Linked DNA regions of Homo sapiens: region 2 is linked to region 1. The links are chromatin loops, found by intact Hi-C in ENCODE. Cell type or tissue: ascending aorta. All regions are shown on one strand. Each heading gives the region's core, and the rest is flanking DNA. Links, peaks and the distances in the headings are about the cores only. Region 1 overlaps GMDS (GDP-mannose 4,6-dehydratase). Region 2 overlaps GMDS (GDP-mannose 4,6-dehydratase).

Region 1 (9,100 bases), core at 617-8,616:
GCTCTCATTTAATGGACTATCAGTTGTTGGTGTTGCCGAGGAGGGGGCAGTCCTCCTGGCCTTTGCTCTCAGGAAGGACAGACGGCCACACAGAGCAGCCCCCGAATGCAAATGAGAGTCCTGATTAACAGTAAGGCCCCCAGGGTTTCCTCCTTTTCCCAGAGATAAGGCTGGGGCTTCCTACCCTGCCACAATCAGCCAACTGTTTCAGGAGCCATTTTCTCTCCTCTGTGATTACATTTATTTTGTCTGGTACAATTTCGTGTTATTTAAATCTTAGGGTTTTAAAATGGCTTTCTCAGAAGCCATTCTCTTCTGAACCGCTTGTCCCGTGCCCCTGGAAGTCTGGAGGGCCTGTCCTGACATCACGTGCTCAACATTCAACAGCGCTTTTCTGTTCCAAGCTTGCCTTCCTCCCCTAAGCTGAAATAAATCAAAGTTGGTTGGGACTCAGTCGCAATAAATCAAGACCTGTCCAGAACTGGAGCCTGCCCAGTCAAAATGTCATAGCTTGGCTTTCACTGAGGATTAATTAAAGGCCTAATATAAAGCCCAGATGTGCTTCAGGAGAGTAGCAAGCTGCCTGGTGGCTGCATCTCCCCAGGTTCCTGCCCACCCAAGAATATGGAGGAGGACAGAAAGGCATCCAGGGTTGGGAGGGCACTGAGGGGAGGGAGGCGCCCGTAAGCACATCTGAGTGAACTTTATCTAGTTTGGAGAAAACAGGACAAGCTTTCCAGCAAGGCAAGAAGAAAAATCTATGTCAGACTGTGTGTGTACAGTATTTAAAGGGAAGGAACATGTAATATATCAGAAGGTGTGCTTTAATTGAGGAGACAAAAGAAAATGAACCAAGTAAAGAGGTTTCATTGTTTTAAAAAAATGCAGTGAGATTTATGCCTGGTTCCTGCTGAACCTGTAAATTGTTTAGAGCAGAGAAGCTGTGTAGATGAAATGCTTTTGAGATATTTTTATTCACAGAAAGTTGAATTAGACGAGAATAGCTTTTGGATTAGGACTTATCCAGGTCTTCCTTTAGTTCCACACAATTCCATGTACTCAACAAAAGGGTGCCTAATTAAATTCCGATTGAAGAAATTCATATGAAAAGCAATGTGCAACATTAATTCTCCGTATGTGCAAAGTACTGCATTTGAAGTAGGAAACAAGAAAGTGTATAATTCAAAACCCTATATCGTGATCATATTATATGACTTTAAAGTTAAATTTTACCACTATTTGTAGAAATTTGATTCTGAAGTTGGGAAAAGAAGACATCATCAAAGACTAATAAATCCACAATCTTTTTTTGTGGTAATGTGTATACTTTCCTTCCCTGAATATCTGTAAATCAGCTATGTAGAAACTTTGTAAATAAAACAAAGTGAATCTCCTGATTGCTGTGCAATTTATAATAGACACATTTGATGCAAATAATTGGAATCTTTTGATAGATATAAATAGGCTTTTTGTGACTAGGAGGGCTTGCTATTATACAGCCTATCTTTATATTAACATTAAGCTTTTATCCATGGAAAATTCAACTTTCCCCAGAAGATGTTACTTCCTCACAATGTTATATTGATGTTTAAATTCTAGACCTGAAAATTTTGTTAATAAACAATAGTTTATGTGCTGAACAGATTTAAGAAAAATATTATGGTTTAATTTGAGTGATCAGAGTGTTTTTACCTGTTATTTGACCCAGATATTTAAATGTACAATCATATTTACTTGTAAGGAATTTTTAGAAGTCCACTGGCCTTTTAATAGTGACATTGTGAGTCGTCATATATAGCGTCTTACTATTTTTTTATCCTATATTCACCTTATCTTGTGGTTGAAGTATCAATTTAAATGAATTTTAACATAGCTGTGCGATATCCCAGAAACAGGAATTTCACCTATTTTCCAGATGTGCTACACATTTCTATTGAGATTACTGAGGACTGGTAGATCATTTTGGGTTATTAAGGATCTAGCAGCATGATACTTTGTTTTTTAAGGCCTTTCCTCTAGGACCCTTTACTTATTTTAGTCAGTAATCTAGAAAAAATAATTTACTACAAATTTACATTTCCATTAGTTCAGATAATTTATGTTTTTAGAAGGGTTTCTGTGTCATGCTTTATTACTTAGTCCATAAATAACTTTTGTATTTACCATTGCCTTTTATTCTATATTTTAGTTTTAATAACATCAAGTGAGAATGAATGGCCTAGGACAATGTGTCTCCAGAATGAGGACTAGATTTTAAGAGCAAGGAAATTTAGATAAATAAGCTTGCCCCATTGCCGATTTTAAATACTCTTGCATACTTAATTCTCAATGTGCAGAATTAATTACACACTTCTAGAACTTTGAGCCAGTTGGCATTTGGTAAATGGCACAGCGTATGTGATATTTCACCCCAGATTTTCGCATCCATTAGGTTGTTCTTTTGTATTTTAATTTTGAAGTATTTTCGTGTTTAAATAAAGCTGTATCCTTTACCATTGCGCAGAAGTCATCTGAGCACCCACAGTAGCCCTTTTCCCTGTCTCCCCTCTGTGTGTGTGGTCTCCATAGCAGTAACTGATTACTTATTGTTTATGTGTTTCCCTATTCAGATGGATGACTGGTTTGTTAAGGGCAAGAATGCATGTTTCATTTTGTTTCTTCAGCGTCTAACTTAGTAACAAGCACATAGGATGAGCTCAGTATACACTGAATGAGCAAAGGCTGGCCTGTGTCTTTTCAGACTAGTTAGGGACAGTTTGGTGAGTCATTGCCATGACATATCAAAGGCCACAGTAGAGTTCTCTGAGCTTCAAAAAAAAAGCCTTGTGGGAAAGAGCAACAAAATTCTCCTAGCATATAAGAATTTTTGGAAAATGTGTTAACTCTTTGTATTTGGATCCCTTTTATTTTGTGGAAACCATAATATGGGGTCTTCAACTGATCTGAAGGAGTTACTGCAATTCCTTAAAATAGGTGGCCTGACCTCCTAATAGAATCTTTTTCATTATATATTTTTTCTTTTCTATGTTTTTTTTGTTACAATGGGATGAAAAGCTGACTTAACAGACCTAATGTAGTTTTGATCAATGTGAGCAAGAACATCTCGTTACCAAGCCCAAGTAGTAACACGTTGTTAAAATTCAGAAAAGGCTGACTTTAAGAGCTTGCCATAGTCAACATCAGAATTATGTTCCACGGTCGTGGAGAGAAACGTATCGTAATTAGCACAGGCCATCTCTGTAGCCCGGAATATTGGGCACCATGTGGCGACTCCAGGCATGCTTGCCCCCAGGAGCTGAGAGCCGGGAGCCACGGAACCAGGGAGCCACATCTAAAAGGCTCACTGGAAAGCAGGTGCAGGCACCCAAGGGCTGCTTACGCTCTGCTACCAGCGCTTCGCCGTTCTCTGACGTGGATGGTTGCTGAAGACATGCCTTTCTTGCTAGTAAATGTATTAGGAAGTGGCCTGGGAAGGAAAAAGTTGCAGCATAACTACTTTCTCCCTTGCGTGGTAGTGAGTTAGCGCGACATGTTGGCATAACTGAGTCGTCTGAAACACTGTGAGTGATATCATCGAGAGTGCTTTTTTGCAGTTAAGGGAACATACATTTTCAAAGTATAACATTTTAGACTAGAAGGTACACTTAGAAATTGTCTACTCTGATTAGATGTGGAAATGAAGACTGAAATAAGTCACTGATTTATCCAGTGTCGGAGAGCCAGAATGAAGTAAAATGACCCAGCAGCTTCTCTGGCTACTGGTTTTTCCTTTTCACTATGCCAAACTGTCTCTTCTTGTCACATTATTTGAAAGATTAGTAGAAGTTGGCCATAAAACTTCATGACTAGTTTCTGAAAATACATCAAGCCATGTGCTTGTGATATGTGTACTTTTTAATTTGTATATTATACTTCAGTAGAAGTTATCTTAAAAACTTCATGATTTATGAAATTTGACATCAGACTTAACAGCAGGGGCTCTTTATCAACACATTTTTAATCGTAATAAAGGCTTAGGTCTTAAAGTTGAAGTGGTTATAAAAAGATGGATTTCATTGGTGCTTGTGTGTTATGTGCTAGCATATCAGACATTTTAAAATTTTTTCCTGCACGCATTGTTGACGGTGTTCACTGTAGACTCTGCATGATAACGCCTCAGATTGTGAAATTTTAGCAGCATCTGCTCAGGAGCTGCCTCTACCTGCGTGGCCATCCACACCTACCTCTATGTTGGAACTCCATGGAGGTCACCCCACAACCCTAGTTTCTCCCCGTCCAATGAAGAAGGCTCCAGAGCGATGCCTCTGACCCAGATAAGGCTCCCTGCTCCTCCAAGCTTGACTTTCTAGGGAAGGGACAGTTCATGTAGAAAATAGAGTGACTTAAGCCTTGAACGTTGACTCAGAGTGTGTAGGCAGATGTGTGGACTTTTCAGCAGCTAACAACACGGTGCCCTGTGGAAGGTCTCCACGTGGCCTTAGAGTGGCGACTGTGTTCTCTTTAGTGTGTAGGCAGATGTGTGGACTTTCTTCAGCAGCTAACGACAGGGTGCCCTGTCGCAGGTCTCCACGTGGCCTTAGAGTGGCGACTGTGTTCTCTTTAGTGTGTAGGCAGATGTGTGGACTTTCTTCAGCAGCTAACGACAGGGTGCCCTGTTGCAGGTCTCCACGGGGCCTTAGAGTGGCGACTGTGTTCTCTTTGCTCTACTCCTTCACTGCCAAATTCCAAATGATGCAGCGTTTCATAAAGATTAGGTCATGTTTACAAAACAGTGTGAGCTAAGTTTCCACTGAAGCCTTAGGAGATTGTTTTTTGGCTTTGAAATGTAATATTTTTTATAGTGAACTTATTAAAACTACTACTTTCTTCCATAATCTCCTGGAATGGCCCACCGGCTTTCTCTCTTGGTTCATTGCAGCTATAGCACCAGGCTTTCTTGACGAAGGTCTTCTCTCTTGAACGGAGTCTACTCCTTAAAAAGTTCCATGGGTCACCTTTATTCCACTTTGCCATATCAAGCATTGTAACTGCTACTCACTTTAGTCCCCTTAGCCAGGACGCGTGGGGACCACGGTCTTACATTTTCTCCTAGTAATAAAGTTAGATATTACTAATTATGCCAGTGCATTCTGATGGATCAAAGCATGCAGGAAAAAAAAAAAACACAAATCAAAACAAACACTGATAACATTTAAATCTGACATTCTAAGTAAGATTGGAGAAGAAAAATAACACCATAAATGACTATCTAATTATTTACCATGTGCCTGGTGTGTTCACAAGAGATATCTTACCAGCTCCCCAGACAGACGGGCAGGATGGATGGAGAAAAGGAGGAAGAGGGAGAGAGGAAAGCAGGAAGAAAGGAAGCTTTCTTTCTAACTTTATTCTCCCATTGCCACTTCTATTATTCTTAGCACAGAGGAGCATTTATAAGGCAGGCGAAAGCTCATGAAGCACTGTTATGTACATTATTTCATTTCCTTTTATGACATTTATCGCCGTTGTAATTAATTCATTATTTGTGTAATCCATGATGTTCTTTATTGTTGGCTGTAAGTTCCGTTAGGGCAGGAGCCCCGTCAGTCCTGTTCATTGGAAATCCCCAGCCACTGGCACACTTTCTGGCCCAGCATAGGTGGGAAGGAATATCTCTTAGATCAATACACGCTGGGATTTGATTCTCACAGCACCTTCCTTTAGAGTGTCATCTCCCCGCAGGAAGTTGTTCTGATCCCCCATATTACATTGGCATCTCATTCCCAAGCTTGCATTGGATCCTGTTTTTTATTTTGTAACTGACAGGACACTTGTGGTTAGTTGTTCAAAGTCTTTCTTCCATGCTAGACTGTGAGGTCAGGAGGGCTTGACTGGTGTGCAATTTTTCACTGCTGCGCCCCTACAGACTTAGGAACTGGTAAATGCCCTCCAAACAAGGAGGGTGGAAACTATTATTTTGCCCATATTATAGAAAAGGAGGTTGGACCCTAGGAAGCGAATGGGCTGACTGTAATCACATCACTTGTATGAAACATACTGGCACCAGAGCTGTCTATACCTGCAAGCATGAGTTTCCTCATCTTAAAGAGACTCAACTAGGCAGTTTCTAAGGTATCTTGCAATTCTGATTTTTAAATTGCCAAATAATTTTATTTAGAAGGTGATTTTCTTTAGCAAAATTTAGTAAGTTTTATGATGGCCTGAAGCCAGGGGAAAGGCCTCCAGGGTCTCTTCCGGGGTGGGATTTGCCACCCAGTGGAGAACCCTGAGCAGAAGAGGGTAAGGGAGGCCAGGGTAGGTGTCCAGGATGGCAAGGGAGGCCAGGGTAGGTGTCCAGGATGGCAAGGGAGGCCAGGATAGGTGTCCAGGATGGCAAGGGAGGCCAGGGTAGGTGTCCAGGATGGCAAGGGAGGCCAGGGTAGGTGTCCAGGATGGCAAGGGAGGCCAGGGTAGGTGTCCAGGATGGCAAGGGAGGCCAGGGTAGGTGTCCAGGATGGCAAGGGTGGCCAGGATAGGTGTCCAGGATGGCAAGGGTGGCCGTGGAGTAGATCCAGCCTGTGGGACTCATTAGATAACCTCAGTTATCAGGAGCTTCTTTTGCATGAAAGGCTGTCTAGGGATCATTCAGCATTGGACAGGTCATGTCGAGGGATGAAAAGAGGTTGGTTAATGAGTACGTACATAGAGGTAGCTAGAAGAAATAAGTTCTAGTGTTTGATTGCACAGTAGAATAACTATTGTTAAGAATAATTTATCGTGTATTTCAAAGTAGCTAAAAGAGAAATGAGATGCTCCCAACTCAGAGAACTGATAAATGTTTGAGGTAAAGAACATTCTTGGCCACTCATTTTCAGTCTTTATTACAAACTTTGTTTCTTCAGATTGTCCCTTAAATATTGGCAAGATATACAATTTGTCCAGGTCCCAAAGCTAGAGGAGACAGAACCTGGACTCCACGCAATTTAACCATGCTCTCAACCCCACATTAAGCTCCCTTTCCAGGATGCCATCCTCAGCCTCTGCTATGGGCTGAATTTTGCCACCTAACCCCAACCAAAATTCAGATGTTGAAATGCTAACCCCCAGTACCTCAGAATGTGACCGTATTTGGAGATAAGTTATTTAAACAGGTGATTAATTTAAAATGACCATTAGGGTAGGGACCTATCCAATAGGACTGGTGTCCTCATGAGAAGAGGAAGAGACCCCAGGAGTACGTGCACACTGAGGAAAGGCCATGTGAGGACACAGGGAAAAGGCAGCCATCAGGCAGCCAAGATGAGGCTTCAGGAGAAACCAAACCTGTGGCGTCTTGATCTTGGATTTCCAGTCTGTGGTGCAGCAGGTACAGCAGCCCTAACCAGCTAAGCAGCCTTCGCCTCCCTTGTCCAGACCTCTTTGTTCACCTGCTGCTCCTCCCGAATCTCCCACCTTTGTTGATATGAGCTCCATGTACATTGTTGTCTTTGCCCCAAAACTGGGAAATCAGCCTAGAGTCCTGCCCTCGTCTTCCCTACAACACCAACAGTGAGCCCTGTCCTTCCCAGAGACATCAGTCAAATCCCTGTCTCCCTGTTCATCCCTATTATATCACCTGTGATTTGTAACCTTGTTATCTTAACCGGAAAAAGACTCCCAGTCAGTCTGTCTGCAGTGTAGACGCTTGATGGCACTTGTGTTTGTCAATCACACTTTGATGGGACAGAGTCTACACCACCATCCAGAAGGTAATCCTGCCCATGTATTCCTTTGTTCAGATTTCTTCACGATGAAATCTAACTTTGATACAACCCCTGCAGCACACCAACACCTTCATGATCTGACTCTGCTCCCGCCTCACATGGGTCCTGCCTCACATGGCCCTCACCTGACACCCCCTCTCCTCCCAGCACCGAGCCCCCTTCCCCGCTGTCAGATTCCCCGGATTTGTCAGTCGTCTATACTTTCTTACATGCTTTCCCCACGTTCTGAAGTCACCTTCTCCTTTGCCCATTTGTCCACTCTAGTTCCCGCCAGACTTTGAGGTCCTTCGTGTGAGGACTTTGTCCTTCCCTCTTGTTATTCTCACCACTTGTTTGCAGTAAGTTCCTCAAGAATGTTATGGAGTAAATAAACAAACATGTCCCAAAGGCCTTAGCTCAGTGCTTCTCTAAAGGCAGCAATCTTGCCCCCAGGGAACGTTTCCAATGTCTGGCGACAGTTTTTAGGGGGAGTGCACATATCTAATGGGTTGAGGCCGAGGATGCTGCTGAACATCCTCCGATACACAGGGCAACAATGAATGGTCCAAGCTAAAAGGCCAGTAGTGCCAAGTTTGAGAAACTCTGCCTTAGCTCCAGCCCTTACATAATCATCCTCAAGCCAAGCTCTCTGCTCCCCCAATCTGCTTGTGCCTTTATTGGAGCCCTTAGGAAATTCCTCTTTTTCCTTTTCCATATTCTTCATTAGATTGTGCTCCTGGAGGTCAGGAACGATGAATCACTCAGCTTTGTAGCTTCAGTGCCTGCACTGTGGCTCGGTAAGTAATAGTTGAGTAGAAGAATGGATAGGGAAAGAAAGGAGTAGGAGAAGAAGCTGATGGCATATTTCACCGCTTTATGTTTTAAACTTAGGTCAGCTCTGGATCTGTCTCTGTATCTGGTGGTTCTGGTTAGAAACAAAGAGAGGGGCCAAGTGGTGAGTAAACTGAGAACTATGTACAAAACCTATTGGGCAGGATACTAGTTTCAAACTGACAGGGCATAACTGGCGTGCATGTTCATTTTGTTACACATTTCTATTTGATAATGACCAGAGTTTACATAGAAGGTGGGAAGAATAATCATGTAAAGCACGTCTGTTCAATAAAAGATTCTTTAGTGATAGAAATGTTCTTTATCAGTGCTGTTCAATACAGTATCCCTGGCCACACATGTGTATTGAGCACTTGAGTGTGGCCTATGCACATGAAGAGCTCAGTTTTTAATTGTATCATTTTAATTGATATTATCTTAAATGGTCATATGTGGTCACTGGTTACCTTAGTGGGCAATGCATAGCTGAAGTCTGTTTTTTGGCTGACCCCACTACACATGATAGCTTGGCAGTGTTTTGTTAAGCT
Region 2 (9,100 bases), core at 623-8,622, 280 kb after region 1:
GCAAACTCAGTGAAAAGGGGAGAAAATGAAATGAGACTGTGAACCTCAAAAAATCATCCTATGTGATACAGTCTGTTGAATAGCATTCCCCACAATGGTTTTAGAGAAAGTGATATGGAGGTGGGAGGATCCCAGGCAATAAATGTGTTAAAGAAGGATCAAAATAACATCGGGGGAAGGAATGAAAACTAACCAGTGTGATTTTAAAGCTGCGTTGTTATCTAGATGGGAGAGATCTGAGGAAAGGGACCTGTCGTTAGGGTAGAAGATAATGGCACACTATGGTCTCTCCTTTTCTGGAGTTTGCGTTAACTACTGTGGGCTCAGAAACAGGCTTAATGACTTTTCCAGCATTTGGTCTGGCGCTTTATCAGTTCACTTTAACAAGAACGTAAGCCAGGAAAGCCTAAAAAATGGCTGCAGCCAAACATGCCCTCCTCCATGCTGCTGTTTGCAGCTCTGTAAATGTATGCCTGGATGGTACAGCTAAAGGACAACTCCCGAAGGTCAAATGAATACACACAGTCCGTGAGTCAGAAATCTGGAGGGCTGTGTGGACGGAGACATTGCTCCTGCTGTTTTGCTGCTGTGAAATGCTCAGTGAAACCTAATTGAATTTGACAATTATAAATTACATATTGAAACCGTATAGTTCACCTAAGGAATAGCAATGAAAACAGTGAAGACACCAGAAGCCAGAGTTCAGGAAATGTCATATTCACATAGAAATACTTTAAATTTTTCTCAAAGCTTTATTTTCTCTTTTTTCAAGAAAAGCTCCAGACCACCCAGTTGCACTGGTGGAAGTCCTTTTGGGAAGCTGTACATAAAATCATCACTTTAATTCAGCTTTTGCCCCCATTGTCATACTAAGGCTGTAAGCATATGTATAATGAAGGAAACGAACTGTCAAAAAAGAAGAAAAGAGCACAGTAGATAAGCTCATTCTTCTCTCTTGTCCTTAGGAGCTGATTATACCCTATTGGAGGGGATTTGTGGAAGTTCAAAAATCTTTAAGAGGGAGGTAAAGATTAAAGGGACGTGTATCATGGCCCACGCTCCCCTCTCACTCCTCACAGTTCTGTATCTGAGCACAGCAGTTTGGACCCCGTTGTATGAGCATTTGCCACCACCTAATTCCTTCTCAGCCCAGAGGAAGCCTTATTTAAGGAAGGGAATCCACATCCTTGCTCTCCTTCTAGAGCTGTGTGCGCTTTCCCACACAGGCCCTCCCCACGCCACCCTTTAAGTATGTCCTGTGCCTAGAACCTTGCAGGATGAACCATTGACTATATCTTTTCTATAAATGACACAATGGGAAGAAGTAAGAAATTCCTTCAGGAACAGTTAAGTGTAAAACAAGCTGGGATGCTCGTAGTCTTTCCTTAAAAGTTGATTGGAACATAAGCTTACTGCCCAGTCCAGATGTCAGCCTAGGAACAGCTGGCATAGAGAGCCAATGTTTTGTTCTGAGGGGACCTCATCCTTTTTCTTCCCAAGGTCTCTTGGTCTAATTAAATTTCAGGGAGACAGAGCCTTGGCAGAAGGTTAAAGGAAGCAGCTAGACTGCAGTATTGGAGCTAGGCTCAAAACTAAATTGAGAAGTTTAACTGGGTGCGTCTCTGGTTTCAATGAAATACTTTTACAGTGTATGGTAGCAAGGTCTGTTTCTAAGCCTTTGAAAAACATTTTTCTTTTTCCTTAATTGTAGTTCCCTGGTTGTTTTTATATTGTGAGCTACTTGTAGAAAACTACAGGAAACATAATTACAATACAAAGCTCCATTTCCCAAGCCTACCAAGATTATTTGAAGCCAAACTGGGTTTTAGGGTTTTGCTGACTATGAGTTCACAGCCATGAAATGCATCCTATGTCGTGCTGGTTGATTTACAGCCAGTGTGATGTGATTAAACAATAACCATGTTTCTCCACACCGTCTAGCCGCTATAGGATTGAGAGAGGGGAGGGATGGGCTGCATGACTCCACATTGCACAGCTTCCTCTGGGGAAAAAGAATGAGTATCTTTGTGTGACGCTTATAGCAAAATAGAAGCCTGTAGAAATATATACAAGTTTATTTAGGGAGGGGAAAGAAAAATAAATTACTTCGTTTTTCTGCTTATATTGCTATTTCCTTGTAGCGCTATGTTAAATTGCTAATTACTACTTTTTGTATTCTACTTTTCCTGAAGAATCTGTATATGGACTTTTAGGGCCAGCAGAAATAACTTGTTTTAGTACTATTAACACTCTGGGGAGGAAACTGGTACTTCAGTGTATTGCGAAATGCAAAGCGTTTGAAAAAGTAGTGATGGATGATGAGAACGACAGCGAGAGTCGCTGCGTGTACTGCTGCAGCCCCATTGCAAGCCCACGGTGCAGACATTCAGCAGGATCCAGACAGCCTCTGCTCTAGAAGGCTCAGCAGAGAAGGTGAGCTCCAAACCCAGGGCAAAGCAGGTCCCACCCCTGCCCTCTCGACCATCATGAATCTAGAACAAATTCCCCACCTGCCAAGTTTCAGGGAAGTCTGAAGAAAATAAGCAGGAAAGGCTTTCAGTGGCAGCTTGACTGGCTGTTACTTTCACACGATGAAACTCCTTTTAGGCTGTTCTTTAATTTGTATGTAGCTGAAATAGAATGATCGAGTATTTCTCACCTTTAAAGATCGGCTATTTTCGTACGGCCTTTGCGTTCGGTTTATTTCGAGGAATCACATCTGATGTGTTATTTGACGAGTACATTTGTGTATGCAAAAGCTAAATATTTATCTCACTTCTAGCAATTATGTATCTCAAAGTCTTTTTTCTTTCTTCCCTCCTTTCTTTCCTCCCTTTCTCCTTTCCTCCTTTCTTCCTTCTTTCCTATTTTGTAATTCATCTTGAAATTCTCATCTCAACCTTCATGTCAGTCAGTCTTCACAGAGCTGTAAGAAAGACATTGGTGAGTAGGGGCTGAGAGCAGGATTAAGTTCTTCTCCGCTGGTTTTCTTTTAGCCAGCCTTCCTTCCAGGGAAGCCTCTTAAGTCGATGGAGATGAAATGCCCTTGTTTCCTCGAGTGGAGCAGTTGGGGAAAGCGGGAGGAGGAAGGCACTGCCAGAGGGGACGGTGGCGGGCAGTGCGGGGTCCTGCAGAGCTGCTGGCTGCAGCTCCGCTCGTGGAAGTACAAGTGGGTCGAGATCGGCATTTTCTTAGGAACAGAATCGAACCGAGTAGAATAGGGGTAGAATAGAATAGACCGTCTACAGCGTTCCTGGACGCTAAGCCTAAGAATTGCTTCGTGAAACTCCAGTTTCGTTTTATGAACGCGTGTGTGCGGGAGGCGACGTGAACTGACTTGACTGTGGGTACGAAAAGCCCAAAGCCACCGCCCAGGAAGAACCGCGCTTGGCTGCGGCCCGGGAAGAAACATCCACGGCCGCGTTAGAAAGAGGGTCGCACGCTGCCGCCGAGGTAGAGGGGTCCCCGAGTCCTGGGGCCTCGCGCCCCACAGCCCGAGTCCCTTCCCCGCGGGGCTGGTGGCTTTGGGTAGGACGCGCGCTTGGCGCGGCCAGCCCTGCGGCAGGAGCTGAGCGGCGCAGGGACACGGGCAGCTGGGAGGGGCGCCTGGTGATTTACTCACTTCCCTCCTAGCCAGAGAAGTGCAGCAATTCCAAACAGTTCTCATAGGAGCGTCCCTGACAACTTCATGTTATAAAAAAAAAAAAAAAAAAAAAAAAAAAGCATTAAGAGCCCAAGGGACGCCTTGGGGAGAAGAGGTGTGGAGGTAGCTGGGGGTGGATCGCGGTCACGGTCCTCACGGGTCCGCACAGCACATTCTTAACCGCGACCTAGTGATTTACGGCGCCGAGAGCCGCAACTGAACGCGCACAGCAGGGACCGAAAGCAGGGAAACCCGGAGCCTTGTGCGCCCAGAGGGAGCGGAACGGTGGGAGTTCCCGGGGCTCGGGACCTGCTGCCCCCACCCCCACGACCCACGCCTGCTTCGTCTCCCCCTCTTCTTCCCTAGGACTTTCTGCAGGGCGACTGCACCAAAGCGAAACAGAAGCTGAACTGGAAGCCCCGGGTCGCTTTCGATGTGAGTATCTCTTAGGGCGCACGCCGCCCGCTGCGGGGCCCCGGGCTGCAGGGCGGCAGCTCTCAGGGTCGGGCGCCTGAGGCGCCTGCGATGCCCAAAGCCCGGAAGGCGGGGTGCGGGAGAAGTGAGGGGAGCTGGAACGAGGGACGCGGAGGCCTCTCTGGGGCCGACACCCGGGGTGGGGTGTCACCAGGAGAGAGTGGCAGAAGCTCCTCCCTCACGCCCACCCCTGTGTTGCAGGAGCTGGTGAGGGAGATGGTGCACGCCGACGTGGAGCTCATGAGGACAAACCCCAATGCCTGAGCAGCGCCTCGGAGCCCGGCCCGCCCTCCGGCTACAATCCCCGCAGAGTCTCCGGTGCAGACGCGCTGCGGGGATGGGGAGCGGCGTGCCAATCTGCGGGTCCCCTGCGGCCCCTGCTGCCGCTGCGCTGTCCCGGCCGCAAGAGCGGGGCCGCCCCGCCGAGGTTTGTAGCAGCCGGGATGTGACCCTCCAGGGTTTGGGTCGCTTTGCGTTTGTCGAAGCCTCCTCTGAATGGCTTTGTGAAATCAAGATGTTTTAATCACATTCACTTTACTTGAAATTATGTTGTTACACAACAAATTGTGGGGCCTTCAAATTGTTTTTCTCTTTTCATATTAAAAATGGTCTTTCTGTGAACTAGCATTCACAGGGTCAGTGTGGATGTTTTCTCCCAAGTTATGAACACGGCTATAGGGGTCCCCAAACAACCCCACAATCCAGGCCTTGGAATGAGATCGCTGTGGTCAGGCCTTGCCCTGTTTTGAGAAAGCCCTTGGTGGGAGGACTCCTGCAAGGCTAAGGGGGGCGGGGGTGCTCCGGCGAGCCTCCTCCTTAGTCTTTGCCTGGGACATTTCTTTCCCCCTCCTGGTGACAAGTCACTCTGGAAACCTAGTTCCTGCAGAAGGGAGGAATTCACACCCTGGCTGGTCTCTGCTGACTATAATTAGAACCCAAGGGCTCTCACCCATCTGAAAAAGAAGTCTTGAGAAATAGAGGGGGGTCAGAAGAAGAAACTTGAAGGTAAGCAAATACTGTTGGAACATTCCATGGCAAAGCCACCAAGTTACCTAGAGGTCTCTGAGCCTGTGCCTTTCCTTGTGGTCTAGAATCTTTTACACAGTGCTTATTTGCAGCCTCTTCTTATGACTACTAGGTCACTTTTTAAATCTCAGTTTAATGTATTCATTCAGCCATTTATGTTAAGTGCCTAATACATGCCAGACATTGTGCTATGCACTTGAACGACATCAGCGTTAATTTGAAGCTATAATAAAAAGGTTTAAGGCTCAGCCTCAGATCTCTGGATCTGGTTTGTTTGCATGCATCATTTAGGTGGCCTGGGTAAGACCACAGGTGTGTGCTCCTGAGCTGTGTATGGTGTACAGCTACAGGTAGGCTGACGCACACATGTGCAGGACACCCACAGGCAGCAAGCAAGGATTCATGTACAGGTGTATACCTCCACATGAAATACAGTATTTTGCCCTAGAACAAATTAGGTCAGGACACTTCTCCCCCTCACTCCCCTTCCAAGCAAAATAAAATAAAACTTTATAGCAAATGGAATTCCAGCCTTTGCACATGTGTGTGTGAGTGCGGGTAAACTATTTCTGAACGTCTTCACAGGCAGGTTTATGATCTGGGGGAGGACCGAGTCTCCAACGACTGGCGCAGGAGAGAGGGCTCTTTGTGTGGCTGCCCAGTTGCTGTGAAAGCTTGCTGGCCGGGCGGCCTCGCCCTCGATGGAGCAGAACTGGGGGGCCTGAGCTAGCCCACCCGCTCCTCAGAAGCTGTCCCAGGACTCGCCTTCTCTGCACTCCCAGGCGGGATGCTGCTAATTGGAAACACATGGTTGCTGGGAGGCCGGGCCTCAGCCTGGGCGGGATAGTGGGCACACACACAGATACATACTCACACATTGGCTCGAACACAAACATCCATGCACATCCATTCACAAGTGCACATACACTCCACAAACATGCCATCTCACAGTCACACATTCTCACAAACACTTGCAAACCCAACTCCCAAACCCACTGTCACACACATCCTCCAACAAATCTCACAAAGAGTCACATTCCTCTTAGCCTTGACCCTGATGGGCAGGCACCCCCTCTCCTCTGACCACCGGAACCTCCCTTCCCACACCCAGGAGAGACTATTCCAGGGGCCCTCAGGCTTGCCATGGCCCTGTTTAATTCAGTGTTGCTTGTTTGGACACCTAGAATCAGGAGAGATTCTAGGCAGGGGTTTATGCAGCTCCAGTTGAGCCATGATGTTGAATTCTACTTCTCCAAACGGATGGCAGCATCCATGTTTGAAGGAAACTAAAAAGTATTTTTGGTTGCAACCTTCTCACTGCTCCTGCACCCTGAGTAATGGAAGGAGCGGGAGTTCATTTGGCTTCCTGGTGTATGTGGTTTAAAAGGAGAAAAGGAGAATCGATTTACTTCGGCATTTTTTATCTATTTCTGTGCTATGAGAGAAATTCATTTGGACATCCTTCAAGACAATTCTTATTACAGGGTTTCTTCTATCTTAAATCTCAATTAAATTTCAGTAAACTTATTTTTTCCTGCTCTGCCAGACTTTGGCTGTTGGTTTCAAATGTTACAAAACATCTTCCACCTTGATATTTTTAAGGAAAAACTGAGAAAGTTAAACCTTCAGTTAAACTCACATACCATGGCAAAGCAATCTTGCCCGAGTTTGTGCAGGAGGTGCGTGGAACCCGGGTAGGCCAGGCCCCGTCGCGGGCTCTCTCTGCTGCCCTTTGTCTTTAAGGAATTGCGAGCGAGCTAGGCCCAGCATAATAAACCTGTCACACCTCTGCAGCTGTTTAGGGGCTCAGGCTCAGCCGCTGCTGCTGCTGCGCGCAAGATGGCTCCTTCGGAAGGCCGGGTCCGCTTGGCCGCGGGCGCTGGCGAGGAGCGGGTCGGCGCTGGCAAACCCCACAGGCATGGCTTTGGGTTCTTTTTCGCCCCTTTTAGTAGCCTTCGCCTACACCAACCACCGCGAACCTCGTGGAACCTCTGGCAGCCAGTTGGAGGGCTCCTGGCAGATGCAAGGAGTGTTATTATCGCACTAATGTGTTATTAGAGCTTGGAGCAGGCAGCACTTTAAACATTCACTTGAAAATAACCTTAAATGTATTGTTTACAAGTAACTTTTTAACACCCCTCCCCCCAAGTCTCAAAGCACCCTACGCACTTTATTTGGATTTGGGAGTGCCTACTGGGTGAATTCTGTTTTAAGGTGCAGCCCACACACGTCCAGGTGTTTTCTACAACCTGCATCCTTGATTGGTACGCGGGTGGCATGGAGGGGTGGTGGCAGCGCCCATCTAGGTTTTACAAAATGAGTGTCCCTGTGTGTGCGTGGACGTGCCTCACAAAGAGACCTTCACGTCCGTACATGCCACCCGCACCCTCCAAAAATTGTGGATTGCCATCACGGGGGTCGCTAATACTTTTAACAAGCAGCAGGGGCAATGGGGGACAAAACGGCGCTAGGAACTGGTCCACCGTCCACAGTGTGTCCCCTGAGAACACCCGGGGTCTGGGCCTGATCTCCAGGAGTTGGAGGAGGCGCCCCCGCCCCGTGCCAAGCGGGCCCAAGGCCCGAGGCTCCCCCGCTCACAACCCCGGTGCCCGGAACACGTCTTCGAGGGGCCGTGCTGTCGGGGTTATTACTCGCGACTGGACCTCGCGCCGTGTTGCTCTCCTCGGGCCCCGAGCCCGCCCAGCGGTCTGCACGGCCCAGGCCTGAGCTGCGGGCTTCTCCTGTGGGGCGCGCTGGGAGTGAGCTCTATCCCCAAAGCCCATTTCAACGTCCCAGGTATGACTACGACGGCAGAGGCCGGCCGCCCACCCTCGCCCCCTTCCCCGGCCAGAGCGCCTTTGCCGGGAGCCGACGACCGCGGCCTGACCCCGGGCCCCACCGCCTACTCCCGGCTCCCGCCCTTCCTCCACGGTCAGGGGTCACACACAGCGGACGCCCCGTTCTCAGCCGCCCCTCTGATCTCTGAATTTGGGAGCCAGCGTGTCCGCTGGGGCATGCACTGCCACGGGCACTGGGACCCCTTTGCTGCTGCGGGGAGGAGCCCCGACGGCAGGTGGGAAGACCTAGCCTGCCCGCGTCCCCGCTCCCCAGCTCCTGCGACCCGGGCCGAGGCTCTCAGCCCCTGGGCTTCCCCGCTCCGGGTTTGAGGGAGGGGCCGGGCCTTCGGGCCTGCAGACCCGCCACCGCGCGTGCGCATGCGTCGGCCGCGAGCCCCCGGGTGCAGGCCTGGGCGGCTCCGGCCCGCGCACTTGTCCAGGCGCTGCGGCTCAGCGCGCCCCAACCTCCAGCTCGGGCGGAGAGCGGGGGCGGGACTGAAGCACCGTGTTCCTCAAAGTATCCTCTCGCCGTCGGCAGCCCTGGCCTCGCAAATGCTCCAGCGCGCTCAGGCGCACGCAGAGACTGGCGCGGCAGCCTCCGGGCCAACGGCACGCGAGCAAAGCTGGTTGGCGACCTGGGACACGCAGTAGAAGTTGAGGCTGCACCGACTCCCGCCGCTTCGGGGGAGGCATGGGCCCGGGCAGGCCTAGGAGGAAGCTGCACAGCCCGAGGCCCGGGCGGGAGTGGCGGGCCGCGGGCAAGGGAACGTATATTTGGAAGGGGTCAGGACCTCGGCTGGAGTCTGGCTTTTTATGGCGAGGAAGCCGACTGGGAAGGGCCCTCTGGCGAGGCTTTCCTGTTGTGCCACTTTTCCCCGGCAGCGCCGGGCGCGGGGAACGCGGGGCTGCACCGGGGCGGGGGAGGGGGCTTTACCCGGCGGCTCCGAGGACTCGACTCTGGGGTCGGGCCCGGCGGGTAGGCCTGCCCAGGAGCCAGCTGGCAAATGCAGCGGACTGTCACGTTATTCCACTGTCACCACTTACTGTAAATCACTGTCCTAAGCCTCCGGGAGAATCCGTCGAACCTGAGAGGGGGGAGGGGGATGGGGGTGGGCGCGCA

The links. A loop is a pair of places that touch in the nucleus more often than their neighbours do. Peaks named below come from ENCODE experiments on the same cell type or tissue, not always from the same donor. Only the 100,000 strongest peaks of a DNase experiment are listed, where the experiment ranks them.
Region 2: it touches region 1 in a loop (4-fold over the local background); 8 of 110 quality-filtered maps call a loop at or near these places.

Annotation. Positions count from the first base shown.
Region 1 is chr6:1,895,358-1,904,457 of GRCh38, reverse strand. The region is part of intron 7 of GMDS (GDP-mannose 4,6-dehydratase); the gene reads left to right. Among named protein-coding and RNA genes, the nearest start is that of FOXC1, 290 kb to the right of the region's middle. In ascending aorta, for the core only: a CTCF peak has its summit at 4,644; DNase peaks (open chromatin) are centred at 2,732, 3,398 and 4,524; H3K4me3 peaks cover 1,177 bases; H3K27ac peaks cover 7,141 bases.
Region 2 is chr6:1,619,450-1,628,549 of GRCh38, reverse strand. GMDS (GDP-mannose 4,6-dehydratase) reads left to right here. Exons shown (of 11, transcript NM_001500.4): 10 at 4,010-4,078; 11 at 4,319-4,744. The coding sequence ends at 4,381. Among named protein-coding and RNA genes, the nearest start is that of FOXC1, 14 kb to the right of the region's middle. RefSeq lists enhancers at 3,953-4,062, 9,079-9,100. In ascending aorta, for the core only: CTCF peaks have their summits at 4,807 and 5,012 (motif pointing left); DNase peaks (open chromatin) are centred at 4,298, 4,915, 5,950 and 8,485; H3K4me3 peaks cover 8,000 bases; H3K27ac peaks cover 8,000 bases.